5 separate regions of the Homo sapiens genome follow, and regions 1, 2, 4 and 5 are each linked to region 3. The links are chromatin loops, found by intact Hi-C in ENCODE. Cell type or tissue: heart right ventricle. All regions are shown on one strand. Links, peaks and the distances in the headings refer to the core of each region. The heading gives the core; the rest is flanking DNA. Region 1 overlaps SPMAP2L (sperm microtubule associated protein 2 like). Region 2 overlaps HOPX (HOP homeobox). Region 3 overlaps LOC105377668 (a long non-coding RNA gene). Region 4 overlaps PPAT (phosphoribosyl pyrophosphate amidotransferase). Region 5 holds the start of LOC124900708 (a long non-coding RNA gene).

Evidence for each region. Peaks named below come from ENCODE experiments on the same cell type or tissue, not always from the same donor. Only the 100,000 strongest peaks of a DNase experiment are listed, where the experiment ranks them.
Region 1: a loop joins it to region 3, with 17 times the contacts of the local background. A loop is called at or near these places in 80 of 110 quality-filtered maps.
Region 2: a loop joins it to region 3, with 2.6 times the contacts of the local background. A loop is called at or near these places in 42 of 110 quality-filtered maps.
Region 4: it touches region 3 in a loop (4-fold over the local background); 39 of 110 quality-filtered maps call a loop at or near these places.
Region 5: a loop joins it to region 3, with 2.5 times the contacts of the local background. A loop is called at or near these places in 40 of 110 quality-filtered maps.

The regions. Positions count from the first base shown.
Region 1 is chr4:56,573,013-56,579,079 of GRCh38, forward strand. SPMAP2L (sperm microtubule associated protein 2 like) reads left to right here. Exons shown (of 9, transcript NM_001256475.2): 5 at 2,493-2,630. Among named protein-coding and RNA genes, the nearest start is that of SPMAP2L, 45 kb to the left of the region's middle. In heart right ventricle, for the core only: a CTCF peak has its summit at 3,017 (motif pointing right); no DNase peak of the experiment used is centred there.
Region 2 is chr4:56,664,957-56,671,023 of GRCh38, forward strand. The region is part of intron 1 of HOPX (HOP homeobox); the gene reads right to left. LOC124900708 (a long non-coding RNA gene) reads left to right here. Exons shown (of 3, transcript XR_007058128.1): 3 at 26-3,017. Among named protein-coding and RNA genes, the nearest start is that of HOPX, 13 kb to the right of the region's middle. In heart right ventricle, for the core only: a CTCF peak has its summit at 3,500; no DNase peak of the experiment used is centred there; H3K27me3 peaks cover 58 bases.
Region 3 is chr4:56,797,798-56,803,864 of GRCh38, forward strand. LOC105377668 (a long non-coding RNA gene) reads left to right here. Exons shown (of 3, transcript XR_941082.2): 2 at 1,705-1,786; 3 at 2,328-3,120. Among named protein-coding and RNA genes, the nearest start is that of SPINK2, 21 kb to the right of the region's middle. RefSeq lists a silencer at 5,692-5,831. In heart right ventricle, for the core only: a CTCF peak has its summit at 2,547 (motif pointing left); a DNase peak (open chromatin) is centred at 2,524; H3K4me3 peaks cover 1,046 bases; H3K27ac peaks cover 1,102 bases.
Region 4 is chr4:56,422,495-56,428,561 of GRCh38, forward strand. All of the region lies in intron 1 of PPAT (phosphoribosyl pyrophosphate amidotransferase), which reads right to left. It also overlaps a transcript of PAICS not described here. Among named protein-coding and RNA genes, the nearest start is that of PPAT, 10 kb to the right of the region's middle. RefSeq lists an enhancer at 2,909-3,594. In heart right ventricle, for the core only: a CTCF peak has its summit at 2,628 (motif pointing right); no DNase peak of the experiment used is centred there; H3K4me3 peaks cover 1,020 bases.
Region 5 is chr4:56,653,711-56,659,777 of GRCh38, forward strand. HOPX (HOP homeobox) reads right to left here. Exons shown (of 4, transcript NM_032495.6): 2 at 4,065-4,189; 3 at 2,147-2,302. The coding sequence starts at 4,106. LOC124900708 (a long non-coding RNA gene) reads left to right here and starts at 4,183. Exons shown (of 3, transcript XR_007058128.1): 1 at 4,183-4,763. In heart right ventricle, for the core only: a CTCF peak has its summit at 2,846 (motif pointing left); no DNase peak of the experiment used is centred there; H3K4me3 peaks cover 1,750 bases; H3K27me3 peaks cover 2,542 bases.

The sequences.
Region 1 (6,067 bases), core at 1,395-5,394, 220 kb before region 3:
CTCCAAAAAAAAAAAAAAAAAATTTGAGTACCTGCTACATTGACAGCGCTGTGAGACTTGGATGTGTGGATGACTCTGGGAGGAGGAGAAGCACGTAAGGGCAGCAGCAGTACATTCTGTTAATATGCAGCATCTATAAGGAAAAGATATGCAAATATGAAATTTAAAATTAATATACAAGTTGATTAATAGAATCATTTGAATAGTGCTTTGTGAATTATAAAATAACATATACACTTCTCTTGTTTAGTCTTCATAATCACCATATATTGTTTATTTTCTCCATTTTGTAGAACACTTATGTACTTCTAGGTGTTGGCAGCATAAGGCATAAGTATTATGGTCAGTACAGATTTTCCTGGCATTTGGTGGTTGCCATTCCCACCTGAGAGAATGTTGAGTAGCAGTTGTCTCTGGTGTCTTCTTTTTTTTCTATCTCTCACTCACTGCTTGGGCCTTTCCCCTCGGCTCTATTCTCCAAGCACATCTTGCCTTTGTGCCGCTCATTGGCTGCGTAATCACCTTCTTCCCAACCACTGTGGCTCCTTTTGCCTGAGTCTAAGGTCTCCACAGTGTGCCCCATTGTTCAAAGTCACCACTTCCTTCTGTATTTCTAATTCCCAAACTGAACTGCCATTTCCTTCAAAAGGCCAATCCCAGGTAGGGGCTAGAGGTTTCCTGCCTTTTTAAGCTGGGCTATGTGTGGGTATGGGTGTGGGTAGGTGAGTCAGTGCAGTTGGGCAGTAGAGTCAGGGCTGGGCAGCCTCCAGCCCCCTCAAAAGATATGTGTGGTGGTGTAGACAGGCCTCAAGACTGGGTGGTCGCGAGCAAGGGGGATACAGTCTTATATGCAGATTGAGGCTTACAAGACACCAGTTCAGCCTAGATGTAAAGGATGTTTACAGCTGCAACCAGCAGACAGAGGCTTGGGCAGAGAGAGGGATGCAGATCTGTATCTGTGAACGTCCTAAAGGAACAGAGGTCCTTATAATAGAAGCAAAAGTGGGACTGCAATTTGAGTTAACATTGGGTCTGGGGGGGTAGTCAATGTCACTTCCTTTTCCACTGATGATGTATTTTGATAAGGAAAGATTGAAGGGCAGCGTTGTTAAGAAGAACAATGGTGGCTGGGTGTGCTGGCTCATGCCTGTAATCCCAGCACTCTGGGAGGCTGAGACGGGAGAATCACTTGAGCATAGGCATTCGAGGCTAGCCTAGATAATATAGCGAGCCCCCATCCGTACAAATATAAAAAAATTAGCCCAGCATGGTGATGCAAACTTGTAGTCCCCCCTACTCAGGAGGCTGAGGCAGGAGCATTGCTTGAGCCCAGGAGTTTGAGGCTGCCATGAGCCATGATTGTGCCACTGCACTTCAGCCTGGGCAATAGAGCAAGATCGTGCTTCTAAAAATAATAAATAGACAAATAAAAGAAGAACAATATTATTACTTATCCTAAAAATTCATAGTTAACAAGCCCCAATAATGATTATTCTGTGCACATCATCAAGTAGAATGTATTCCTAAACTCAGTTATCTAGCAAAGTATCAATATAATTCACCGTATAAAATAGAAATATAGTAAAAAAATTTATTTATATAGATGCTAAAGGAAGTATTTGGTTTTAAAAGCAGCAAATTTTCTCTTCATCTGTATATCTTTTGGTCTATTTGGAAAATGTAATTGCCAGGCATGGTGGCTCATGCCTTTAATTCTAGCACTTTGGGAGGCTGAGACAGGAGTATTGCTTGAGCCCAGGAGTTCAAGACCAGCCTGGGGAACATAGTGAAACCCCATGTCTACGAAAAAATTTTAAAAAGTTGCTGGGCATAGAGGCACATGCCTGTGATCCCAGCTACTCGGGAGGCTGAGGTAGGAGGATCACTTGAGCCCAGGAGGTTGAGGCTGCAGTGAGCCCGTGTATGATCCTGTCTCAATTGAAAAAAAAAGATGTCTGCTGGGCGCGGTGGCTCATGCCTGTAATCCCAGCACTTTGGGAGGCCGAGGCCGGTGGATCACGAGGTCAGGAGATCAAGACCATCCTGGTTAACACGGTGAAACCCCGTCTCTACTAAAAATACAAAAATTAGCCAGGCGTGGTGGTGGGCACCTGTAGTACCAGCTACTCGGGAGGCTGAGGCAGGAGAATGGCGTGAACCTGGGAGGCGGAGCTTGCAGTGAGCCAAGATCGCACCACTGCACTCCAGTCTGGGCGACAGAGCGAGACTCCATCTCAAAAAAAAAAAGAAAAAAAAGAAGATGTCATTTATTTGAGAAAACTATCTGTTTTGAGTATAATAGAAGCCAGTTGAAAACTTGATGGGTGTAACCGTTTCTAAAGCAATTAATTTCTCCTCACATGGAAAATAGATCATCAATAATAAACTGTCATACCTGCTCCCCTAGGCCTGGGGATCGATGTTGGAAAATACTATGACAATTTGAAATCATGCTTGTTTCGTTTACTTCTTTTCTCTTCTACAACTTGCAGGGCTCAATACTACCACAGCTGTGGAAGAGAGTCTGTAATTTGGGAGATCACTCCTCCTGCATTGTTTAGACAACCCTCCAAAAGGATCCAGAGGCTGTCACAGCCCAATGGATTCAAAAGACAGTGTCTACTAAATAGGTAGAGTATCTTGAGAATCTCTGTAAATCCTAATCTAATTTGGCCAGATGTCTTAGTATTTTTGTTCTAATTTTAGTGTGTGCAATTTCATGAGCTAAGAGTCCACTTGTGTTCCAAAGCATCAGGTAAAAAATCAAATATTTGCAGCTATTGTAGGTAATCAGAAGTTCATCTTCGGTAATTACATTTGACTCACATTGTGGTGAAACTAAAATTTATACTAAACCTTACCATTGTTAGCCAGTTAAAAGGAAATATGCAACTAAAACACCACAGGTTTTTGCAATTTGTGGAATTTGTTCTCCTGTATCTCTCTGACTTTGATACTTTTTCTTCCTTTTGCTTTGAAGGCTGAATTTCTCCTTGTCTTTATAAGACCACTAGGTGGTACATTTTCCATGGGAGCTAAGATTGTGATGTGGTTGTTGCAAAAGCTAATTCAATGTTAGGTTGCATTAGTGGAATATATACAGTGTACAGTTGTGGAGAGGTGATAGTGCTACTGTGTGCTACTTTAGTCGGAACACACTGGACATGTATGTGCAGTTATGTATGTTATACCTTAAGAAATGATAATAAACTTGAGACTATTCAGAAGGTGGGAAATGAGATATTGGGCTCCTGGAAACTATGTTATGTGAAAAATAATTAAGAGAAATGACATGTTTAGTTTAAAAAGAGAATAAGAAAGTGGTGACAGCTGTGTTAAAATATTTAAAGGGTTGACATCTGGAAGAGGAAGAAGAGGTGAAAGTAAAATTACTTTATGTTAATCCTAGAACTAGAAGTAGAACATTGACAGGGCAGCAGACGTCAGCTTAGTGGAGGAAAATCTTTCTGACTAGCTATTGGGTAATGGAAACTGTCCAGTAACGGAAAGTGAACCAGCATTCCACCCTCATCCCTGCAAGTTTTCAAGCCCAGGCTGGAACTGTGACTTTACATGGATTTTAGAAAAGATTCCTACATTCAGAGAAAGGTTGAACTAGACAGCTTGAGTCTTTTGCATCATAGAATACTGCGAAAGAAGGCCCAATTCTTCCCACAGGGTTTCCTCAATTACTTATTTATCAATTCATTCAATAAAATCCACTGTACCAAATACATAAAATTTGGTAGTTATGTATACACATAAATTTGGTAATGTGTCTATAGTTATAAACAAAGGAATACTTTATTGCCACTTCTTGAGACCTCAGTTTGATGTTGCATGTAAATAAAATGCCCTTTAGTTAAAACATTTTGTACTTTTTTAAGTTTATATTTCCCTGCTTTTCTAAGTAGACTTTTCTGCTGCTTGAACATACATGTAACCATTGTTCATTGGCTTAAGCTCTTTATTATGAACATCAGCTATTTTATAATACCTTAATATAGAAAACCTCTCAGGAGCTGTTTAAGTATAAAGCCAAGATTTTCCTTAGGCTAATGGTCTGACTTCTGTGCTTTCAAATTAAAGTACTTAAAGCACTGAAGGATTGGCGAGGTGTGGTGGCTCACGCCTGTAATCCCAGCACTTTGGGAGGCCAAGGTGGGTGGATCATCTGAGGTCAGGAGTTTGAGACCAGCCTGGCCAACATGGTGAAACCTCATCTCTACTAAAAATATAAAAATTAGCCAGGTGTGGTGGCTCATGCCTGTAATCCCAGCTACTCAGGTGGCAGAGGCACAAGAATAGACTGAAAGTAAAAAAATAGGCACAAATAGACTGAAAGTAAAAAAATGGAAAAAGATATACCATTCACACCAGCCAAAAAAGATCTGGATTGGCCATACTGATATCAGACAATATAGACTTTAAGACAAACATTGTTACTAGAGACAGAGAAAGGACATTTTATATTATAAAAGAGTCAGTCCATTAAAAAGGGAGGTGGAGGTTGCAGTGAGCAGAGATTGCGCCACTGTACTCCAGCCTGAGCCACAGAGTGAGACTCTGTCTCAAAATAAATAAATAAATAAAATAAAGCACTGAAGGAAAAAGATTGTAAGCTAAGAATACTCTGTTTAGCAAAGTTATCCTTCGTAACTGAAGCGGAAATTACGATATTCCTAGATAAGCAAAAATTGAGATAATTCATTGCCAGCAGACCTGCTTTACGAGAAATAATAAAGAAAGTATTTCAGACTAAGTGAAAGGACAGTTATCCTGGGCATTATAGTGAGATCTCATCTCTACTAAAAACAAAAAATTTATTGGGGTGTTGTGGTGAATGCCTGTGGTCCCAGCTACTCGGGAGGCTGAGGCAGGAGAATTGCTTGAGCCTGGGAGGTTGAAGCTGCAGTGACTATGTTACTGCATTAAAGCCTTGGTGACAGAGTGAGACTGTGTCCCAAAAAGGCAAAGACATTTGACAATAACTCAAATCCAAATAAAGGGCACAAAAAGAATTAACTACATAGGTAAATATAGAATGTAGCACATTTTATATAGTACATTATAATTACATTAAAATGTAAATATGTATATATTTTTGTTTGTAACTCTTTTTCTTCTACCTGACATAAAAGACAATTGCCTAAAGCAATAATTATAAATTTATGTTGATGGGCATACAATGAATAAATAAAAGTACAAAGGAGCGGGAGGGGATAGAGCTATATAGGAGCAAAGTTATTATATACCATAGGAATTAATTTGGTGTTAGTCTGAACTAGATTGTTGTAAGATGTACAGAGAAACAACTAAGGAAATAATTTTTAAAATGTAATAAAATAAATAACAAGGAAATTTAAATGTCACAGTAGAAAATATCTAACACAAAAGAAGGAAGAAATGAAAGAACAAAGGAACAAAAAATATATAGAAAAAATAGCAACATGGCAGGCATAAATATTACCTTATCGGTAATTACATTAAATGTACATTACATTAAATGTAAATGAATTGAACACTCCAATAAAAAGACAGGATAAAAAATGGATAAAAATTCACTCAACTATATGCTGTCTACAAAAGACATACTTTAGATTCAAATAAACAAATAGACTGAAAGTAAAAAAATGGAAAAAGATATACCATGCACGCCAACCAAAAAAGACCTGGATTGGCCATACTGATATCAGACAATATAGACTTTAAGACAAACATTGTTACTAAAGACAGAGAAAGGACATTTTATATTATAAAAGAGTCAATCCATTAAAAAGACATACAATTATGGCTGGATGCAGTATCTCACACCAGCACTTTGGGAGGCCAAGGTGAGAGGATTGCTTGAGGCCAGAAATTCAAGACCAGCCTGGGTAATATAGCAAGACCTCATCTCTACAAGAAAAAAAAAAGTAAGAAAGAAAGGAAAGATAACAACTATAAACATACATGCACCCAACAGCAGAGCAAAAACCTGATAGAATTCAACAATAATAGTTGGACACTTCAATACCCCACTTTTAATAATGGGTAGAATAACAAGCAGAAGATCAGTAGTGAAATA
Region 2 (6,067 bases), core at 1,170-5,169, 130 kb before region 3:
TCTTTGTTTTGTTTTTTGGAGACAGGGTCTTGCTCTGTCACCCAGGCTGGAATGCAATGGCCCAATCATGGCTCACTGCAGCCTCAACTGCAGGGCTCAAGCGATCTTCTCACCTCAGCCTCCTGAGTAGGCGGGACTACACGTAAGCACCCCGACGCCCAGCTGATTTTCTTTATTTTTAGTAGAGATGGGATCTCGCTATGTTACCCAGGCTGGTCTCAAACTCCTGAGCTCAGCACAGTCCTCATGCCTTGGCCTCCCAAAGTGCTGGGATTATAGGCATGAGGCACCATGCCTGGCTGAAATTGTTTTGAAATAATTTGTTCATAAGCCTGTCTTCTCCAGTAAATTATATGCACTTCTATGGGGGATGTGTCATTTCTCATACATTTAAATCTCCCCAGTGTTCATTAGGAGAGTCTGGCACTTAATATGTGCTCATTGGATGGCTGTTGAACAGAACCTAAACAATGGCATTTGACATGACTTGATTTAGGACATAACTTTGGAAAAAACTGCTCTGTGTTCAACAAGGACTAGCCAAAATGTAAAATTGGAGAAAATAACACTCTAGCCTTTTGATATCATCCTCAGTGCCCCCAAACAACATAGAGTTGATTCCTATTGCTGAATCACCTACAGAAACCTCACCTCTGTTATTATAACAATAGTGACAACATATTTGTTGAATAATTACTGTGTGCCAGGTCCTGTCTAAGTGCCTTAGATGCATTCATTCACTTTATCATCAGAGGAGCAGCAACACTATGTGTTCTTATTGTTTTCATTTTATATATGTAGAAACTTATATAGATGGAAACTTATATACCCTTCCCAAGGAGATGGATATTACTTCCTCCAAATCACAAATCTAGTATGTGACAGAGCACAGATCCAACCCAGAAAATCTAACTTCTGCATCCATGCTCTTAATCACTACACCATCTTTCCTCTTTGCACCGAACAGTTCTGCAGACAGCAGATCCTTGATGGGAAGTTGTGGTGAAAGGGGCAGTAGAGCCAGGTGGGCTCGAGGAACAGAAGAAAGGCAGTGCCCGGTGTCTGCTCTGGCTCCCTGTGGGTTGGGGCCAGTCTGAGTACTTCCCTCCCTGTGGCGTATTTCTCAGTGTTGGTGACCAGACATGGCTCTGCCCTAGCTCAATGGATTAGCCAGTGATTTCAGTTAAAACCACCGGCACTACCAGCCAGGCTGGCTTTCCTTCCCCACACGCTCTTCTTCAATTGATGCAGACATCATTGAAAGATGGCATTATGTGAGTAATATAGAATACAAACAAGAAACGTTACAGCATCTGATAGAATAGAAAGGCTGGCTTCAACCAGACCAGCTGGAGCTCAGTGATGATTGCTGCCACTTAATCCCTAGAGGTACAGAGTTTTGTAGAATTAAGGATCATCCTGAAACTGTTGTTGAAACAAGTCTCTCAGTAGTCCAGACTTTCTGTAGCCGCTTACTGAAAACAGGAAGATATTATGAAAAGCCATTGGAGGAAAGGGTGTCTGTGAATGACTTCCAGCAGTGAATGAATCATTAGTCAACCCTGGACATAAAACTCTGCATATGCCCTGAGTTCTTTTCACTGATAGCCCAATTCGTGTTCTAATCTTGTATGTGGAAACCTGGGGAAACAGTGAAAGATGCTCATAAAACTTAGGCTTCTTCTTTGAATGTGCTATGAAATAAGTGGAGTATTTAGTCTACTTTCATAGAAATAAATGGGCAAACAGAAGAAAGCAATTCCATTTCCATAATTTCCATATAGATCTCCATTTTGTAAACAGGTTGCTTTTCTAAAGGTCTAGTCTAACTCTATGATGATTGTTATGAATTCAGAAAAAGTTTTCCCGAGAAAGAATATTGTAAGTGTGTAGATAAGATCCCAGGCTAACCCACTAAAGGTTTCATAGATACTAAACTGCTATATATCTGTAATGGAAAAAAGTATAAAATAATCCTATTGAAATATCCTGGTGAAATTTAATAAGTTATTTAAAAGAAAATACTTAAGAAAATTCAGTTTTAATTAAAATCTTGCTTAGGGAAATGAGGTTTTGGTGCAGATATTGAAGAGGGTTTCAAGGAACTGTTGAGGACTGTACAGATTTATAGCACAACTTCAACGTGTCCAGGTATCCAGAATTGTCATTGAAACATTGGTAGGTACTCAGTGAATATCTATTAAATGCATGTTGATTGAATTTCATCTTCCCTTCAAGAAGTATGACTTTCCTTTATCTTGACATAAAAGCATAAGGTTCTCTTTAGAAAACACTGATATTTTCCCCCAATATCGGAAATCTATTTGCCTCATTTCTTGGTGTTTTAGGACGTTAGACATTTTCAAAGAGATTTGATAATTCAATTTGTTTGACAAATCTAGCCTCTTCTCTATTATCCAGTTTGAAAAGCCCTGAGTGCATGGCTGTGCCCCATAGAAATCTCTAGGACAAACTGTTTTTTTTTCTCTGTTTATATTTGATCACAGGACTGACTCTGTTGGAGATGTAATGGATATTCACACTTACTAAGCATTAGCACAACCGTATTGACAATAACCAAAGCAGGCAGAGGCCCAAGCATAACTCAGTCTACCAGACAGATTCCTATCCTACATATTCAAGTTGCAATAAAAATGAAAGATTGGGAAATTTGAAGCTAAAATGTTTCCTCTTGCCTTTAACCACAGAGCTGCAACACTATGCATTTTTAAGAGTGAAAAACAGCCTCCTGTTCATCACTGTAGTTAAGTATATGTTTTCCTTTCCTCCAGCATCCTAACAGACCTGCATTTTGCTAATCCCTAATAGCAGCAGTGATACCTAGGTTCAACAGGAGCATTTTTACTATTCTCTACCTAAGTGAGAAATTTAACATTTTATGTATAATAAAGGGACCCGATATCCAGGTTTGCCTGGGACACTTCTGATGTACGCCTGTTGTACTGGTGTAATTATTAATAATTTCAAGATGGAGTCTCACTCTGTCATCCAGGCTGGAGTGCAGTGGTGCGATCTCGGCTCACTGCAACCTCCGCCTCCCAGTTTCAAGTGATTCTTGTGCCTCAGCCTCCTAAGTAACTGGGACTGCAGGCGCCCACCACCATACCCAGCTAATTTTTGTATTTTTAGTAGAGTCGGGGTTTTGCCATGTTGGCCAGACTGGTCTCGAACTCCTGACCTCAGGTGATCCAACCGCCTTGGCCTCCCAAAGTGCTGAGATTAACAGGAGTAAGCCACCACACGCGGCCAAACTGATTATATTTATATACTTGTGTCATAGATGAAATAAAGAAAGCGAACAAAGGAGAATGGAAATATCAGTGTGAGAAATAGGTTGTTTGAGAAATGATTAATGTTGTTAACTGTGAACAATAAAGAAAAAGCAGGAGTTACTTTGCATTTTCTTCTCCTCATCCTTCTACCCAAGGCACAAGAATGGAGATAGAAAGATTTTGGCCTTTCATTTCCCTACCCAACCACCAAGTGGTGCTGTCAGGCAGGAACAGTTTAGTTGCTGGCCAGAGCTCTTGGCATGTGGGAAGATAGAGAAGCAGAAATAATGTGTCTGTTCTTTTTTTAGTTTTTTTAGAGATGGGGCCTTGCCGTGTTGCCCAGGCTGGTCTTGAACTCCTGGCCTCAAGCGATCCTTCCAAGTCATTGAAATTGCCGGTCTGAGCCATTATGCCTGGCTCTGAAAGAAGATACTTTTGAGTATATAGCACTAGTTGCAGAGGGAATGTTTGTGTATCTGTAATGGATAAATTATATGTAGGAAATACACTTTAAATCCTCACTAATGAATGAAAATATTAAACTGGTATGGAGTCATAGGATGGGCACTGGGTGTGGAGTCAGGGCTGGATTTCATTTCTAACGCCTCCACTTCATACTCACATATCCTTGGCTGCTTTATTTAACTTATTTAAAACCTAGTTCTCTTCTCTGTAAAATGTGGCTAAGAATGTCCTTCCTTGCCTCTTTACTCCAGTTGTGATCCAGTGAGATTATGCTCATGAAACAACCTTGCACTTTTCTAGTGTAAAACGGCATATGCATTTCCCGAAGTGTTATACTTATTTCTTAATCTAGAAAAGTGAAGGTGTGGGCCAGATGACTTCTGAGGGAGTTTCTCTTCTCAAATTCTGACAGTCAGAGTGGCCTAGGTTTTAAGTGATCATGTTCTTCCTCATCAACAGTTTGCTGATGTCGCTGACTCAAGAAAGAAGAACACAGAGGCCTATTCTAGGCTCTGCTCCTGATTTGCTGAACACTTTGTGCCTAGTTTCTACTTCAAGGGACAACGGAGGAACCCATGAAACACTAGGAACCAAGGAGCTTCTTAGTATTCAACCTGGCTGTTGAGTTAATGTGATCATATAATTTGTCACCTAACCTAGAACACTGAAGAATAAAAGGAGTGCTATTAATAATTACACCAGGGGAGGCCGAGGCAGGTGGATCACCTGAGGTCAGGAGTTCAAGAGCAGCCTGGCCAACATGGCAAAACCCCATCTCTACTAAAAGTACAAAAATTAGCCAGATGAGGTGGTGGGGGCCTGTAGTCCCAGCTACTCAGGAGGCTGAGGCAGGAGAATTACTTGAACCCAGGAGGCAGAGATTGTAGTGAGCCAAGATCACACCACTGCACTCCAACCCGGGTGATAGAGCAGGACTCTGTCTCAAAATAATAATAATAATAATAATAATAATAATAATAATAATAATAACACCAGTACAACAGGCATACATCAGAAGAGTTCCAGGCAAACCTGGATATCGGGTCCCCTTATTATACATAAAATGTTAAATTTCTCACTTAGGTAGAGAATAGTAAAAATGCCCCGGTTGCACCTAGGTATCACTGTTGCTGTTAGGGATAAGCAAAATGCAGGTCTGTTAGGATGCTGGAGGAAAGAACAACATATACTTAACCACAGTGATGAACAGGAGGCTGTCTTTCACTCTTAAAAATGCATAGTGTTGCAGCTCTGTGGTTAAAGGCAAGAGGAAAATAGCTTCAAATTTCCTGATCTTTCATTTTTATTGCAACTTGAATATGTAGGATAGGAATCTGTCTGGTAGACTGAGTTATGCTTGGGCCTCTGCCTGCTTTGGTTATTGTCAATATGGTTGTGCTAATGCTTAGTAAGTGTGAATATCCATTACATCTCCAACAGAGTCAATCCTATGATCAAATATAAACAGAGAAACAAAAACGGCTTGTCCTAGAGATTTCCATGGGGCACAGCCACGCACTCAGGGCTTTTCAAACCAGGTAATAGAGAAGGGGTCAGATTTGTCAAACAAATTGTATTATCAAATCTCTTTGAAAATGTCTAATGTCCTAATACACCAAGAAATGAGGCAAATAGAATTCTGATATGGGAAAATGTCTCAATATTTTCTAAAGAGAACCTTTAAACCAGAAGAGAAATGTGTACTACTAAGCTTGGAAGCAAATAACAAAAGGATCAACTTTCTAAATAGTTTGCAGAGAGGAAAAATGGCTCAAATAAGTTTAAATGGCAGCTAATAAATATTCCTTTTATGTTTTGGAGTACGTTATTAATTTTTGATTGCCCATTTAACTTCTTTTGTTTAGGAGAACATTAATTAGATTAATTAGGTCAATACGCTGAAGGATAGAGAGATGTATTTGTTGCACGGAAGAGGAAGGGTGCTCAAAAGCTTAAATGATGATAGAAATCAGTTTGGTAGTTTAAAAAAATCTAATACAGGCCGGGCGTAGTGGCTCACGCCTGTAATCCCAGCACTTTGGGAGGCTGAGGCGAGCGGATTACTTGAGGTCAGGAGTTCGAGACCAGCCTGACCAACATGGTGAAACCCTGGCTGTACTAAAAATACAAAAATTAGCCAGGCATGATGGCAGGTGCCTGCAATCTCAGCTACTCGGGAGGCTGAGGTAGGAGAATCGCTTGAACCCGGGAGGCGGAGGTTGCAATGAGCCGAGATTGTGCCGTTGCACTCCAGCCTGGGTGAAAAAAAAAAAAAATCAAATACAGATAAGCTACACATACAATGGAGA
Region 3 (6,067 bases), core at 990-4,989:
CTTGTCGCCCAGGCTAGAGTGCAATGGCACGATCTCGGCTCACTGCAACCTCCACTTCCCAGGTTCAAGTGATTCTCCTGCCTCAGTCTCCCGAGTAGCTGGGATTACAGGCACCCACCACCATGCACAGCTAATTTTTGTATTTTTAGTAAAGGCAGAGTTTCACCATGTTGACTGGGCTGGTCTCAAACTCCTGATCTCTGGTGATCCACCTGCCTCGGCTTCCCAAAGTGCTGAGATTACAGGCATGAGCCACCATGCCCGGCCACCTTGAGGATTCTAAGGCTAATTCCAGACTCTGTGAGAAAGCATGCGATGATAGATTAGTAACACCTGCTGTCAACTGGCAGCATGCCTGGGAACTTGCCTAGAATTTGCCATCCCTGTGTTAAAAACTTAATATATTAGCTTTCTATAGGACATTTGCATGTTAAAAGAAGAATGTGAAGAAGACAACCATTTATTAAAAGACTGATGAAATATGGAGGCTCAGACATTGGTAGGTCAGTGGGATATATTAAATACATTTTGCAGGAGCCATAGAGATAGTTGAGGAAGGTGGAAGCAACATCTGTTCCACAAGAAAGAATCAGCTTGAAAGTGTGCAGAGAGAAATTGCTTATCCTAGCCTTACTAACTACCATTTTATAGACCTAATATTAACTCAAAATTCTGGTTAAATGTATAAAATATGTCCAAGGTACTGTGATTTATTTTGTGATTTATTTAGTTTCTATTTAAAAAACAATTTTCCAGGCTTCGCATTGTGCCCTGGCTAAATTGTTTATTTTATTCTCCTTTGTCTGATGTGAGCCAAGATGCCTGGGAAGGCGGGCTTATAGAAGGCATGGAAGGTACTGTGTGTGATTTTCCTACTGGACTGAGCACATCTTTGGTGCTCAACAAATAATAAACCACCTAAGTGCTGCCACGTACTTGGGAACCAGCTTTTTTCCCCAACAGAGTCTAAATGAGAAGCTCCTGGCTCAGCAGCACTGAGAACTAAATCCTTTCAGCACCTTAGTTGTTTATGTAATCCCAGCACTTTGGGAGGCCGAGGCGGGGAGATCACTTGAGGTCAGCAGTTCAAGACCAGCCTGGCCAACATGGTGAAACCCTGTCTCTACTAGAAATTCAAAAATTAGCTGGGTGTGGTGGCGCATTCCTGTGATCCCAGCTACTCAGGAGGCTGAGGCAGGAGAATCGCTTGAACCCCAGAGGCAGAGGTTGCAGTGAGCTGAGATTGCGCCACTGCACTCCAGCCTGGGTGACAGAGTGAGACTCCGTCTCAAAAAAAAGAAAAGGAAGAAAACAGTAACAGTAGCCACCAAATCCACTGCAAAGAAAGGAAACAAAGGTACTGTTGATTACAAGTCCCAAATATATTTACAAGCATTTATTTAGTGTGTAAAACCACACTACCCTAAAAACTCTGTAGCAAATGCTCCTTTTGAAAGATTTTTCTGCATGAGTAAGACTTGTTGCAACTTTTGAAAATATATGGTTTAGAAAGACAACTTTCCCTAATAAATCACCTGTGGCAAACAAAGGAATTCTTCACTCTTCCAAAGACCTCCAAACCACATTGAAAATGAAGGTCATCTGTCTCACACGTATTCATTGCCGATTTGATGTGCACAGATGCCTGTGAAAGTCTTTGAATAGAAAACGCTTCTACAGTGTCGCCTTGCTCTTCCTTTTCAGAAAGAAATTCGCTGCCAAACTCCGTATTTGAGATCCTGGACCTTCCACGCTGCCCACATCAGGAGCTTTAGCCAGCAGCCTGGTCAGTGTTCTCAGGCCAATGCGATGTCATTAGGGCTTGGTCCAGTAATCCAGTGGTTTCTAGTATTAGCTTTAGTCACTTAGGGTGTACTTATTTCCAATATAGTGAAGGTCTTTAACGTGGGAGTCGAAAGCCCAAACCATTTCAAATCATGGGTGGAAAACACGCATGAAAATGGTTTATAAAGTATAAACAACTTTGTAAACAGTATAGCCAAGCAAAGATAGAATGTTATATGCATTGCCTGAAGTAATGCATAAAGGCAGAAGTTTTAGCCAGAATGAAAGATTGTGAACTGGGGGAGGGACAGGGGGCGGCAGTGTTGAGGCAGAAAAGCTGGAGAAGAAGAGTGGGAACTTCCTCCTCAACTTGCTGCCCATAGAGAAGCACGCCCCTCTTCCTGATGGCTGTGGGAACTAGGTCAACCTGGACCGCTAAGTTTGAACCCTATCGTGGCAGCTTTTCAAATCCCTTTCCTGGACTCCTACTCCAGAAGGCAAAATGGTTTCGGTTTGTCTTTATTTCCCATCTTTTCACCCAGGTCCTCAACTACATGCTAATCCCCGCCGGACCATCGTTCAGTTTTATTCACAGAAACGGTGCCTTCAAGAAATCAAAGCATAAGAGCCTTCGGAAGCAGCATGTAAGTGCAACGTAACTTTCCCGAGTTTGGTGACGATGAATCGATGAATCGTAGACTGCAGGCTGAGCCGCCTGAGCTGGGAGCAGCAGCAGTTCTCAGGGAGCCACTGCCCCCTGGTGTCTCCACACTGGCCAGGAAGCATTTTTGGTCATGATCTGTAAGAGATTATTGCTGGGCTCTTTCTGACTCGTGCCTTCATCTCATGGCTTTTAAAATCAGACCTTTCTTCCTCCTCTCCCCCACTCTGATTTTTAATAAGACCCATTTTATTATAATTAGCAAAATAGTGTATACTCCTTGAAGAAAATTTGAGTATGATTATTTAATTTCATTAATGTTTTAATGTATTTCCTCCCCCAATTTTTTTTCTTTCTACGTATAAGGAAATCTAATTTTACTTGGGGACAGAAGAAAAGCCACAAAAACTATGAAACCTAATTTTATCATAAATGTCACATAAACACGATCCCCTGCACAGTAAGAAAACCAGTTTTTGAATCTGCTAGAATACTAAGAAACAGAGTTGATGTTTCTCTCTTAAACAATATAAAACATAAAGGATAGCACTTTAGATCATAGGCCCTCATAAAATGTGCCTGTAGTTTCAATACTATGGATTAAGAATACTGGAGCGGGTTTTGGCCGGGCTCGGTGGCTCACGCCTGTAATCCCAGCACTTTGGGAGGCCAAGGCGGGCAGATCACGAGGTCAGGAGTTCGAGACCAGTCTGGCCAATATGGTGAAACTCCGTCTCTACTAAAATACAAAAAGTAGGCGGGCATGGTGGTGCGCGCCTGTAATCCCAGCTACTCAGGGGGCTGAGGCAGGAGAATCACTTGAGCCAGGAAGGCAGAGATTGCAGTGAGCCGAGATTGCGCCACTGCACTCTAGCCTGGGCAACAGAGTGAGACTCCAAAAAAAAAAAAAAAAAAAAGAAGACTGTAGTGGGCCAGTGGGCCAGGCATGGTGGCTCACACCTATAATCCTAGCACTTTGGGAGGCTGAGGCGGGCAGATCACTTGAAGTCAGGAGTTCAAGACCAGCCTGGCCAACATAGTGAAACCTTGTCTCTACTAAAAATAGAAAAATTAGCCAGAAATCGCTTGAACCTGGGAGGCAGAGGTTGCAGTGAGCCAAGATTGTGCCACTGCATTACAGCCTGGGCGACAGAATGAGACTCCGTCTCGAAAAAAAAAATACTGCAGTGAATGCAACTATAGACACTCATTAAATTAAATATTATCTCATTTTCAACACAGAAAAATAAAACTCCCTGCTTTAAAGAGAGAATGTGTCAATTATGTAATTTGGCAGTCTAAATGGTCCCGTTATTGGCAACTGCTTTCACATGTGATTGATCATATTGCTAAATATTGTGTAGGTATGTTGCTTCCTCTCACCATGGAGAATATAGAAACAGAGGCTTAGATCTGGGTATTATAGAAGGAGGTGAGAACGAGGTCTTTGCTTCCCCAAGTTCCTTTTCTTCTGTATTTTATTCATTGTGTGTGTCAGTTAAATGCTTATACAATACAATATAAACATAGTTGTATGATGTCAGAGAGTAACTGTGGATGAGAACTGGAATGGGGTAGAAGGAAGCTTAATGGTTTCAATATTTTGTCTGATGCTTTATTTTCTTTGAAGACCCTGCGACTAAGAGAGGACATTTCAGTATGAGCCGGAATTTGATCTCAACTAGGAGTTTAGAGAGGGACAGGTGAAAGAAGCCCTGGAACATGGGTTCTCAATTTTTTTTATGCTGAGATCACTTTAATTCTATGGGAAGAAAACTCCATGGCTGGATGTGGTGGCTCACTTCTGTAACCCCAGCATTTCAGGAAGCCAAGGTGGAAACCTCATTTGAGCCCAGGAGTTTGAGACCAGCCTGGGCAACATAGTGAGACTCCCATGTCTATTATTTAAAAATAAAAATAAAAAAGGCCAGGTGCAGTGGCTCACGCCTGTAATCCCAACAATCTGGGAGGCCGAGGCAGGCAGATCACTTGAGGTCAGGAGTTCGAGACCAGCCTGGCCAACGTGGTGAAACCCCATCTCTACTAAAAATACAAAAATTAGCTGGGCGTGGTGGCGCGTGCCTGTAGTCCCAGCTACTCAGGAGGCTAAGGCAGGAGAATCCCTTGAACCTGGGAGATGGAGGTTGCAGTTAGCCAAGATTGCACCATCGCACTCCAGCCCGGGCAACAAGAACAAAACTCCGTCTCAAAATAAATAAATAATAAAGACAAATAAAACAAAATGCTTTTTTTGTTGTTTTTATTTTTTTAATTATACTTTAAGTTCTGGGTTACATGTGCAGAACGTGCAGTTTTGTTACATAGGCATACACGTGCCATGGTGGTTTGCTGCACCCAACAACCTGTCACCTACATTAGGTATTCCTCCTAATGCTATCCCTCCCCTAGCCCCCCACCCCCTGACAGGCCCCAGTGTGTGATGTTTCCCTCCCTGTGTCCATGTGTTCTCCTTGTTCAACTTCCACTTATGAGTAAGAACATGTGGTGTTTGGTTTTCTGTTCTTGTGATAGTTTGCTGAGAATGATGGTTTCCAGCTTCATCCATGTCCCTGCAAAGGACATGAACTCATCCTTTTTTATGGCTGCATAGTATTCCATGGTGTATATGTGCCACATTTTCTTTATCCATTCTGTCATTGATGGACATTTGGGTTCCAAGTCTTCGCTATTGTGAATAGTGCCACAATAAACATACATGTGCATGTGTCTTTATAGTAGAATGATTTATCATCCTTTGGATATACCCAGTAATGGGACTGCTGGGTCAAATTGTATTTCTAGTTTTAGATCCTTGAGGAATCCCCACACTGTCTTCCACAATGGCTGAACTTTCTTCACATCCACAAAGTGCTTTCTTAAAAACAAATAGTGTTGGCCAGGTGCGGCATGTCACGCCTGTAATCCCAGCACTTTGGGAGGATGAGATGGGAGGATCGCTTGAGCCCAGGAGTTCAAGACCAGCCTGGGCAATATAGCAAGACCCTGTCTCTACGAAAAAAAAGTTAAAAAGTGTTAGCTGGGCATGGTGGTGCATGCGTGTAGTTCAAGCTACTTGGAAAGCTGAGGCAGGAGGACTGCTTGAGCCTGGGAAGTCAAGGCTGCAGTGAGCTGTAATCTTCACTCCAGCCTGGGTGACAAAGTAAGACCACGTCTGAAACATACACACACACACACACACACACACACACACACACACACACACACACACAGTGTTCAGCAAATAAATGTTCAATAAACTAAGACATAGGTCCCCTTTTTTTGAGGTTTATGGCCTGGGTGAGCTCACCTCCAAGACATAGTGAGGAAGTGGCTCCCCTGAAGGTTGAATGAGAGTGATTTATATCTAACTGTTGCCACCTGCTTTGCTGCCTGAAGCTCAGCTTCTCCTTTTGTCCAAAATACTCTTGCCATTGTAAATCTAGCCACAGAATGCAGAAGCCATCAGAATGAAACTGACTTCAGTAAGCCCGCCCACGAGTACTTATTAGGTTTTTATTGTGTGACAGGCACTGTGCCAAGTGCTGGGAATTCAGTAGGGAACACAACAAATACTGGTTTTAACCTCATGGAACTTAAAAGTCTACAGCAGACATCAGATTC
Region 4 (6,067 bases), core at 666-4,665, 380 kb before region 3:
GTGTGTGTGTGTGTGTGTGTGTGACAAAGTATATACATAAAATGCTATTATAAGACACTGCTATGGCCTGAACTGTGTTCCTCCCACCAATATTCATATATTGAAGCCTTAACCCCCAATGTGATGTATTTGGAGACAGGGCCTTTGAATGATAACTAGCTTTAGATGAGGTCATGAGAGTGGTGCCCTCATAATGGGTTTTAGATTTTATATCTATATATTAATAGACGCTACCATACCTAAGAAATTATGTTATAACATTATATGAAGTACTGTTGGATCATAACTCAAAACACATAAATGAAAGGTGGAAATAATTAATGGAAGCAATGTTCCCCATCGCTGTTTTTCTCCAAGTGTAGCAGCATCAGCATTAACTGAGAACTTACTCAAAATGCAAATTCTTGGGCCCCATCCAGAATCAGAAACTCTGGTGTTGGGGCCTAGCAATCTGTTTTAACAAGTCTTCCAGGTTATAATGATGCAAGCAAGTTTGAGAATCATTACCCTCTGGTATAGGGCACTAAGGGTTTGGAGGTGAGATTTTGTGCTTGCTACCTGATAGTTTGCCTCTTCTACACAAACCAAAACTGGGGAGGAGGAGATCACCAAGCCCCCAAGCTGAAGTATATCTGTTAAAAAGACCTTGTACCTAGTCTGTCAGTCCAAAGCTTCATATAACTTCACAAAGTGTAAAGCTCAATGTTAATTTAACAAACTAGTTAATCAAATTTCCTATACTCCTGGCAAACTTATTTCTCTGGTTTATCAGACAGGACAGATTCTTAGGTTTCCATAGGCATCACAGCTATGGCCTTTGTCATTAAGAGTTAAAAATCAAATTATGCCAGGTGCAGTTGGCACATGCCTATAATCCCAGCTTCTTGGGATGCTAAGATTGAAGCATGACTTAAGCCCAGGAGTTTGAATCCAGCCTGGGCAACACAGCAAGAACCCATCTCTAAAAATAAAAAATAAAATTTTAAAAAATAAGAAAATCAGATTACTGCATTGTTTAATAAGGAAAAAAGATTTCCATCTAAAAAGTTAAGAGCTTTAGTATTCAGAAGATTTTAGCTTGTTAGTCCTCTGGAAAACTTACTTAAGTACAACCTCAAGATAATTTTTTACATGTAGAAGAAAAAGATTAAGTCAAAAGTACAAGTTTTTTTTTTTGTTTGGCATGTTTGCATGCCAAATATGAAATATTTGGAATATATTTAGAAAATGTGAAACAGGACAAATGCATAGTCATCCTAGAGATTATATTATTTTAAACTGTCACATGAAAATTCAAAGCAAAGATATAAACCCACAAGGATCTCAGCAGCTAAATACGTAAGAAAAAAACTTAAACAGGCAAGGATTTTAGGTACACCTGCAATATATACCTACTGATTCACAAATTGCCACTCCGCTCTTAGGAAGAATGTAATAGAACGTAGTATTGAGGTATAAAAATATGAATTATTTATCTTCAGGGAAAAAAATTCACATGAAATAGTCTTTCTTTAAAACAACAACAAAGTGATGGGTATTTACATGTAAAAACAGAGGTCACTTCATTTTTATTTTTTGTATTTCACTGATGAATTTTTGAAATTGGAGTTGCTATTATTAATAATAGCTCCATATTGTTAACTTTGATATCTGGCCAAAAAACCAGTCCCCCAAAAGTATTCTCTTTCCTATCTTAAATGTATGCTATAAGCCATAAGCTTTTCTTTACTTCAAATGAAAATCCAGCTACAGCTGTAGACCCCTTGGATTCTGAGTATCTAGAGTGGTTCCCAATTTGGAACTTCTGAAGGTTTTGATCTAGCAGGTTGGAGTCAGTTCAGGCACCCGTATTTTTAGACGGTTCTCAAGCATAGCCAGCACTGGAAACCGTAGCTAGGTTATCATGCTCAGACCAGCAGAGGACTGATTCACACAGAAGTTTCAATTTGATTCCATTCAGGGAAGAAAAATTTGCTAATGCCGATAGATTATCACTTAAAAATTAATGACTAATGGAATATGAAGGAAATCAATCACGGAGAAGAATCATAGACTGCTCAGGCTATTCCTATTATGTTAAGTAAAAAGAAGTGGCCCATGAAAATTGAATAAACTAGATCTTTGGATCTAAAACATATTTTATTTTTCTCCCTGGTCTGAAGCATAAGCGAGAGAGGATAAAAGGAATCAAGAAGTTATCAAAGGAGAAAGGACTCTGCCAAAAGAGAAAATTTGTGTTTGACAATCTTATCACCTACCTGTCTCTTCTGAGTAGGAGAAACAAAATTGACTTAATTCCGCTCCAATATCAGCTGCCATTTATATGAGCTGGTATGCCTTATTATCTATGTATTCCCGCAAGCCACTGCTTTCTGGTATAGGACAGTCACAGTTAAACCTATTTTAGGTCAGAGGGGTGGAGTCAAGCATACTTAAATAAGCATAGAAGTTTCATGGTAGTAAAATATATCCTATTAGAGGAGGTCACGCTGATCTTCAGCCTAAAAATCACAAGTGAAATACCTCAATGTTCATCTAAGAATAACCCTAGAAATGCCCATTTTTCTTTTGGTTGTAGCAAAACATATTTCCAAAATTCAAAAAGTTCACAATGAGATGGCCAGCAGGGGGCATTAAGGAATCTACTGTTACCATCTCAAAGGGTACGCTAAGAATTATGTTTTCTTCTAATTCATTTATCTCTTCCAAAAGAAAGAAATTGGAAGTAATTTTCCTTAAACCTGGAATATTTAAACACTTTTGTATATTTTACATGCATTATAATTTGTATAATCTTAGCAGTAAAATTATTACATAAATTAATGCACTTTAGTCATATGAAACACAATACTGAGAACTTTTCATTTTAATCCAATAGTACATCCAGATAGAGAAGAACTTATTACTAAAACTTCAGAAAACCGAAGACTTACAAATGTGAAAAAAGAAAGCTCAGACATAGGTATGCTGCTAATCTTAAATACAGGCAACTTGTTTATTATGAAGTCATGATTTTTCTAATTTGTACTGTTGGTAATATTTTAATAAACTTTTAAGAAGCTGTGGCATAATAAAGAATATATCTAGTTTTGGTCTCCTGTTCCTGGCACAAAGCATCAACAACCTTTGGAACTTCCAGAGACAGAGGCATCTTTGTTGTGTTAATGAGGCTACTCTAGGTGGGTTCCCAGATAGCTTCAGGATAGGGGGTAGTCACCGAAAAAGACCGACCATGTGATGAGGGTTGGAGCTTTGTGCCAGTGTGACCTCCATGAAGGAGAGTGGGGCTGGAGGTTGAGTTCCATCTTGCAGCCAATGACTTAATCAATCACATCATAAAAACTCTGGCTTAGAGGAAGATTTGGAAGCTCCGTACAATGCAGTTCATGTTTCCTTAGTTCCTTTATAACTTCCCACAGACATCACTGCATTAACCTCTACACTTGACTTGTCTTTACTTTTCTATTCTCAAACCTCAGCAACTTTTCTGAGATGTGATTTACATACAATCAAATTCACCCAACTAAAGCGTATAACTGTGGTTTTTAGTATATCCACAGTTATACAATAATCACCAGTATCCCATTTTAGAACATTTTGATCACCCCACAAAGAAATCCCGTATCTGCCAGGCACGGTGGCTAACGCCTGTAATCCCAACACTGTGGGAGGCCAAGGCAGGCAGAACACGAGGTCAAGAGATCAAGACCATCCTGGCCAACATGGTGAAACCCCATCTCTACTAAAAATACAAAAATTAGCTGGGCGTGGTGGCCGCGCACCTGTGGTCTCAGCTACTCGGGAGGCTGAGGCAGGAGAATCACTTGAACCCAGGAGGCGGAGGTTGCAGTGAGCCGTGGTCACACCACTGCACTCCAGCCTGGGCGACTGAGCAAGACTCTGTCTCAAAAAAAAAAAAGAAAGAAACCCCATATCCATCAGTAGTTTAACTGCTTGACCACACCTCTGTAACCCCTGACAACCACTAACCAACTTTCTGTTTCTAAGAATTTGCCTATTCTGGACATGAGTGGTACCCTCCAATATACATTTTTGTGTCTGGCTTCTTTTGTTTCACGGTTCATCCACGTTGTAGCATATATCAGTATTTCATTCCTTTTTATGGCTGAATAATATTCCAATTTACAGATATACCATATTTTGTTTTCCCACTTATCAACTGACAGACATTTGGGTCACTGCCATTTTCTGGCTCCTATGAATACTGTTGCTATGAACATTCTGGTACAATTTTTTTCCCATTTTGGTAAAATATACATAAAATATTTACCATTATACCCATAAGTACGTTCACGTTGTTGTGCAAACATCACCACTCTCCATCTCCAGAGCTTTTTCATCATTCCAAACTGAAACTTCTGTAGCCATTAAACAATAACTCCTCCATCCCAACTCTCCTTAGCCTGTGGTGACCACTATTCTCCTTTCCATCTTTGTGAATTTGACTATTCTAGGTACCTCATATAAGTGGAATCATACAATATTCGTCCATTTGTGCCTGGCTTATTTCACTTATAATATCTTTAGGGCTCCTCCATGTTGTAGCATTTATCAGAATTTCCTTCATTTTAATATTCCATTGTATGGATACACCATTTTGTTTATTCATCCATCGATGGTTATCTGGGTTGTTTCTGCCTTTCGGCTATTATCAATAACTCTGCTATGAATGTGGATGTATAAATATCTGCTTGAGTCCCTGCTTTCAATTCTTTTGGGTATATACCCAGAAGCGAAATTGTTGATCATATGGTAATTTGTGTTTAATTTTTTTAGGACCTGCAGTACTGTTTTTCCACAGCATGTATATGTTTTTATGTGAACATGTTTTCAGTTCTTCTGGGTTTATATGTAGGAGTGGAATTGCTTGGTCATATGGCATATGCTGAAAGTTTCTGAGGAACTACCTGTTTTCCACCATGACTTCACCATTTTACATTTCTATCACCATCTTTTAAAAATTATATCCAACAAGAGTGATTTAAACACATTTTCAAATTTCCATGAGGCACTAGGCATGGTGGTAGGCACCTGTAGTGCCAGCTACTTGGGAGGCTGAGGCAGGAGGATCGCTTGAGCTCAGGAGGTCCACGCCAGCCTCGGCAACATAGTGAGACCCTGTCTCTTAAAAAAAAAAAAAAAAAATTCATAAGGCTGAAAAATTATTCAGAATTAAAACCTAGGAGAATTTAAGATGAGAGGAACTCACTGTTAGAAAGCATTGTGGAGTATGCCTTCCCCCTGTCACCCCCTGCTGCACATCATCACCCCAAAATAATACTGGGTCCACTGCAGGGTCTAAATTGGTAAATTTTAAATGTCATTTTGATATATGAAGTCTAACAGAGAAGATCTCTATTGTGTATTACCTAAAATGCTTCCTTATACCTGAGTTGGTAGAGAATACAGTAGAGAAAGAAGGAAAATGTCTATGCCCACTTCTCACTAAAAGAAATTTAGTAAACACTGGGACTTTCCATATTCACAAATATCCAGTGAAGATCACCTATGATGAAAAGCAGCTAAATTTTCTCACTAATAATGAGAACAGTCTGTCTTATAATTTTTAGAATATACTGTTTGAATATGGACACAAAATTTCTTTTGACTCATATTGAAGTTATTATTGTATTCTTGGTACTTTATGCCATCACAGTTGCTTTAAGTGAATGATAATCAAATACAAGATTTATCTATGTTTGAATAATTATAAATCATGTTGATTTGTAGGTAATCCTTTAGAAGATGCTAAAAGTCATTTACAGATTATAACAGTGAGTAACACAGAGGCCGGAAAATACTGGTGTGACAGTGAGGTCAGAGCATTGATATGGTCTGATGAAAAAATTAAGCGAATGCTTGAAGGGGCCACAAGAAACAAGAAAATATTTGAGGAAATTGCCAGAAGATTAATTAATGCAGTTTGGGATAGACAGAGACCGGAAACAATGTCATACGAAATATAAAAATGTAAAATATGAATATAGCATTTTACAAAGAAAAAATGGCAACCCTCCAAGAAAAATGAGATTTTATGAAGAAGTTG
Region 5 (6,067 bases), core at 1,245-5,244, 140 kb before region 3:
TAAGAGGCTGACTCACCCCACATCCACTCATTTTGGGGCTGGGTCTACCACTTGTTTATTTGAGAATGGCAGAAGGGGGGAAATGGGAGGACTGCCTGAGAGGTGCAGAAGAACCTGCTATGCAGAGGTCTGAATTGGCTGACCTCAGTCACAGAAAAAAAGCAGGTGCCCTTTTCTTCTTCCTACCCCTAACCGGATTTTATTTCAATTCTCTAATATCATGTGAATCTTGAGGAAAGGTTGAATATAGCCTGGGAGGACTGTTGCCTAATGCAGAGGAAAGACAGCACCAAGAGAGTTGTCAGTTGTCTCCTCCTGCTCATCTAGTGATTTCTATGCCTCCTCTGTAGAGAGAGCATAGCAAGGTGGTTAAGAGTCTGGGCTTCCAGGGTTCAAATCCTGGTCCTGCTGCCTTCTGGCTGCTGTCTTGGGCAAGTATATTTAATCTTTCTGTGCCTCAGTTGCCTTATCTGGACAAGTGGGCTAATAGTATCTACCCTCACAGCATTGTTGTGACAAATAAATGATGTACTACTTGGACAGTGCCTGGAAAAATGCCTGGCAAGTATTAGCCATTACAAAGGTCAACGTAATTATGCTGCTTTATAGGTAAGATGACTGATGGCAACTCGCCAGGCACAATCAGAGGCCGAGAAGGGGTTGGACCTCTTGTTGGTGCTGTGCCCACAATATTTCACAGCCTTGTTTTTAAAAGATAAGTTGTCTCCATGATCACTCCTCTTTTCTAAGCATAGCGTGGGATTTCAAATGATAAAATTTCAGCAGGCTGCCTTCTCAGGGGATGCCAAGAAACATGAGCTGTTAGACTTGGGTTACAGTAAATCACCTTCCTTTAAGTTCTGGTTCTGGTTGGCCAGACAGCTGTTCCATTTGCTAAAAATAGATATGTTTGCCTTTCTGTTTGACCTGTAAATGACAGGATCATCTATGGACAAGCTCTCCAAAGAGTGCCTCTGGCTTAATTAGTAAAAATAATTTTGGACTTGGGGTCCAGGGTCTTGGTCCTTGGATCTACTGGATCCATTACAAGCTTCTAAACCTCAACTGAGCATGGCTCATGGTGACAGGACAAGTGCCTGATGCTCTGGTATATAAAATAGGAAAAATAATGTCTCTGCTTTAGAGTTGAGGTTAGAAGTGTGAAGTGCTTTGGGGACCCACAGGAGAGATGCTAGATCAGTTCCAAGTAGTCTATCATGCAAAAGGATTGTCTTTCCATGACCAAAGGGAAAAGAGAAGTCGGAGTTTAGACAGGGTTTTAAAAGTCAGCTAAAGGCTCCCACATTGCACCTGTGGTTAACAACCACAGGCCGTGTTGCATTCTTTACCTGGCACTTTTCGGGATAATACAGGAGCATTTAAAAAATAGATAAGTCAATGAATGCACTTAGGGGGACATCGGCTGCCGCTGCCGTCAGCTGAAATGTTAGCTATCTACCGTCTTATAAAACGCCAGGAAAAACCTCTAAACCTTAGAGCCGGGGAATTTTTTAAAAAATCGGAACCAAATCTCCGTGGCTTCGTGCAGCGTGAGTTCTGCAGCTCGGGGGACGCTGCAGTGTGATGTGGTGGAGAGAGCATGCTTCACCGCTCCTGCCATCCTGACAGCGCCCTCCCTCCCGGCCTCAGCCTCCTGGTTCGCCAAACCGGAGGACTGAATTTATGGCTAGCTGGTCTCTGGGGCGCCTTCCAGCTCTGACATTCCCGCCTAGAATAGATCTTCCCGAAGGTTTCGCAGACAGACCAGAGGGGACCGAGCCGGGAAGGCGAGACAGGGACAGGCGAGAGACGCTGCTCCCAACTCGCAGAGGGAGAAAGCGTGTATCCCGGGCTGCCGGGGAGAGTGGAAAAGAAAGGACTGGTGACCGAGGGGTTTCTGCGCAGCTCCCGGGGAACCACGGCTGGATGGGGGTGGCGGGGAGACCGGGCGCCCATGGGAGCGGGGAAGCGGGGAGGCGGCGGCGGGAGCCATGCAGGGTCTGGGCCCCTGGGATGCGGGCAGAAGCGATGGGAGATCATGGGGAGGGCAGCCCGGCGGGAGGCGCGGACGAACAGGACCGCCCAGCCGCGAGAAGGCTCAGCCCAGGCAGGGGTCGGGGCGCGCTGGGCGCGTGTGGGGACGCACCTGGGTCTCCTCCTCGGAAAGGCCTGCCTCGGCCGCGATGAGGCACAGCGTGGTGGAATCCGGGTGCTTGTCGACCTTGTTGAAGTTGTACTCCAGGATTTCCACCTGGTCCTCTGTGGGGCCGCTCGCGGTCTCCGCCGACATGGTCCCTGCGCGCTGCGGGGCAGGGAGAAGCGGCGGCGGTGAGCGAGGCGTGGAGCGGGCGGGACGCAGCGAAGGAAGGCGGTCGCGGCGCCGCCGGGCAGCCCCAGCCCCAGGCCGCCCCCTCCAGCGGTGCCACGGCCGCGCAAGTCCCCGGTGGCTGCACGCTGAGCGGGGGCTTACGGCTGCCCCCCACCCGGGCCTCCCTCCCTGGACTGAGCGCTGTTGCGGGCTGACGGCAGAGCCTAGCGTCCTGCGCCTCCCGCGCCCCCCGGGACCCCTTGCAGGAACTGTATCCCTGCCTGCGACGGGGGCGAGATAGATGATTCCGCGGGCCCTCACCGACCTCCGGCTCTAAGGAAGGAGTGAAGGAAGCGCGGGGGTGATTTTGAGAAATCCCCTTAAAAACTTCCTCCCGAAAGGGGGACCTCCCCTGGGGACAGACTTGACAGATCGCGAGGGTGGGTTCGCCCGAGTCCGCGACTAGCCGGCCTCCGGCCTCCCCGGTAGGCGGCCTTCTGTCTCCGCAGTGGGTTGGCGCTTTGGGGCCCTCTCCAGGCAGGGCTGCACACCCCACCCTTCCTCCAAAAAAGTTCCCCGCAAGACAAGTTACTTCTCAAAGTTGGGGAGACGGAGGCGGTGCTTTTAATGTCTTTCCATTTTACAGAGATGGAGATAGGTCCGCAGAGAAGTGATTTAAGGCAGGGGATTGAGACACGGGAGAAACTTCCACCTGTGGGCTTGCATGTGCCACTCTGCCGCTCTGCAACCTCCTCCTTCAACCCTTCGCCCCCACTCTTTCTAAGTATGCTTTAGTGAGTCCCCGGCCTGCAGTCACCAGGCCACTATTCCACAATTTACGGCAAAGAGCCTGCCTCACTGTGTGCTCCCCGAGGGGAGGACTTGCAAGATGGAGCCACAATCCAACTGAGGAGGATCCAGTCAGCTGTCTTTTAAAATTTCAGACTTCCCTGTGATTGTATTAAAATTTACTATAAAGTCAGGAAAATGGGCCCATCACAAGCTTCAAGATCTCTTGTATCTCCTTACTTTAGAGCCAACCATTACTCTAGCAAATTTGAAGCAACATGACTTCCTGCTGGGTTCTCTCCATACCTACGAAGTCTCTGAATTGGGACCAAAAACTTAAAAATTTTAAAAATTGGCAGATGTAACCCCATCCACCTCCTCCTGCTAATTTAAGATGCATGAAGGTATAGAAAGTTGGAGTCTTCAAGATATCCTTGGCTGTGGGTTTGGCACACCTGTCAGGACTTGACTGTCGCTGACAGTAAAAGACAAGGGCAAGTGTGGGAATCACGTTGGTTTGTTGTTTTAACAAACAATTGCAAAATCATCCAGCACAATCCTGAGTAGGTTGTGATGTGGTTTGTGCCTGGGATGAGCCACACTTCACTGATGTCCCGGCAGAATGTACCCAATGCTGTTATAACCTTCTCCACTGTGACCTGCATCTTCTACTTCCTAAATAAGTGTCTTTACCTCTCCTTTGGGTCACTCTGAAGGGGCTTTCAGGCACAACGGGAAGTCATTCTACTGTGAGAGTCTGGCTCAAGTCACTTGCCAAGCCACCATGAAATCCCATGTTTTTAGGGGATTCTGTGCTTTCCCACCTAAAAATCATAGCACTGATTCCTGTCACGGTGCTAGGCAGGAGAGGGTCATACCAGGTCAGAAACACTTCTTCTTCTGTGTGCACCCATTGCCCGTACCTTTGACACACAACTTCAGAGCTGGGAAGAACCTTGGAAATTACCTCTTCCAGTCTTCTTCTGTAACAGCCCAGGAAAATGAGCATAGGAAGACTAACTTTCTGAATGTTGCCCAGCTGGTGACCTGTGCTCCGCTAGACCCTTCTCAGTGGGGCAGTCTGTCATTAGTCTGGTAGGAAAAATCAGGAGGGCAGTAGTCATAATGCAGGCAGGAGCTCATTGCCATTTTGAATGGGCATAGACTGTCCTAGTAGGACACCAATTCTAGCCAAAGTTGCCCACGGGAACCACCCACCACTGCTTGCTTCGCTTGAAAGAAAACAAGGGCTGGGAGACAGCTGCCTCTGATTTTACTTCTTGCCTTAGGAAGGTTCCAGCTAATTTTGTGTAACATAGTTGTGCCGGCTCTTCCATGAAAATTTTGTCTTTTTCTTTGTAGAATCCTCAGTCCTTCAGAAATATTAATTTCTAAACTGACTGTTCTGCTTATACTTTCCCCTCTTTTTTGGTTATTTAATTCCTGTTATAACACTCAAGGGCTGCTACTGGTCTTACATTTAATTTACTGCATTTTATTTTATGAGATTTCTGTGGCTTCTTGTTACAGGACTTTGTATGAGATTTTGTGGAGAGGTCCTGGTTAACTTTAAAGAACTCCTTGGGTTAGTTGGCTGAGAATCATTGGCTTTGGTTGGCTGCTGAGACTTGTGGGAGGACCATTTGAAAGCGCCTACTTCTCCAAGGTACACCAAGCAAACCTGATTTCTAGAAACGAAGGTGGAAGATCTCTATAGTCAAATGTATCTGTTATTTCTCTGCAAAGCTCTCAGCCCTTTGCTTGACAAATGTTTGCTGTTACTTCGTTTCTTCTCTCGCTCTGTCTCTCTTAAAGAAGATATAAATCAAACTGCCTGGGTAACCTTGGCCTTATAAAGCTTTTCAACTATTTCCAGTAAGAAAACAGTTGAGAAGTTTCTCTGAAGATAGTCTAAACAATTTCAGATTAAAAGAACTAAAAATACTTTAAAGCTACTCAGACGTTAATCTTAGCACAAGTTTTATTGTTGTGGCTATTCATATCTCATCAGACATTCAAGGAGTAATTTGTCCTGTGGTTATATTTTTCCTTTGTGGTTTTGGGAAGACATTGCATAAGCTTTTTCAAGATGTTACATGCAATCTGCTGGCTTTTTTCTAAATTAATTCCAATGCTTGGGGTAGACAGTTGGGTCAACCCAATGGTTCTACTTTTGTCCCCTAATCCTGTAATCATTTATTTTAAAAATATCTACTTTTATAAACTAGCTCACAAAAAGCACTATCAACTGGAAATCTTTGGTTACCTCTGTAGTAACCAAAAAATTTCTTTGGGCTCAAATTTGTCATCTTATCCTCCCTCTCCCAGTCATTCTGACCTCTTTGTAATAGCACTAATATCAAACCAAGAACAAAAGGTTATCAATGGCAGATTCTCCAAATAAACCCAGAGTCCTGTGGTGAGCTGGCCAAAAGGGAAACAAGCCAGTGGATTATTCTTTAGCCTATATTTCTTTTATGCTCACTGTGAACTTCCTGGAAGCAATGGGCTCTTGAAACATTTTGTATTTTCCTAAGTGAGGAAAATGATGTGTGGCCACTTCCGCAAGAGAAGTGGTGGGTCTTTGGAAGGGGATGGGGTCTTCCCCTTCGTCACTTATTCAGTTACTCTGAAGGTGGTAGAAGGGGGCATCGCCCAAGCTGTCAAGGCGCCCCAGAAATTGAAAAACAGAAGTTGAGTATTCATCTGCCTCTCCAGGCTAGCACAAGAGCTGGAAGGAGAGAGAGAGAGAGAGAGAGAATTGTTCTTTTAAGTATAAACTTGGAGATTGGTATCCTTAAGCTAACAGCAGTGCTTCTCAAGCCTGGATGGGCTTCAGAATTACCTGTGGAAATGTCTAAGCCCACCTCTTGAACCAGAACTGCATTTTAGAAACCTAGCACGAGAGAGACACAAAAAGTATTTCAGCTCTTAAAAAGATTTGCAATTTAATCATTAAAATCAATTCTA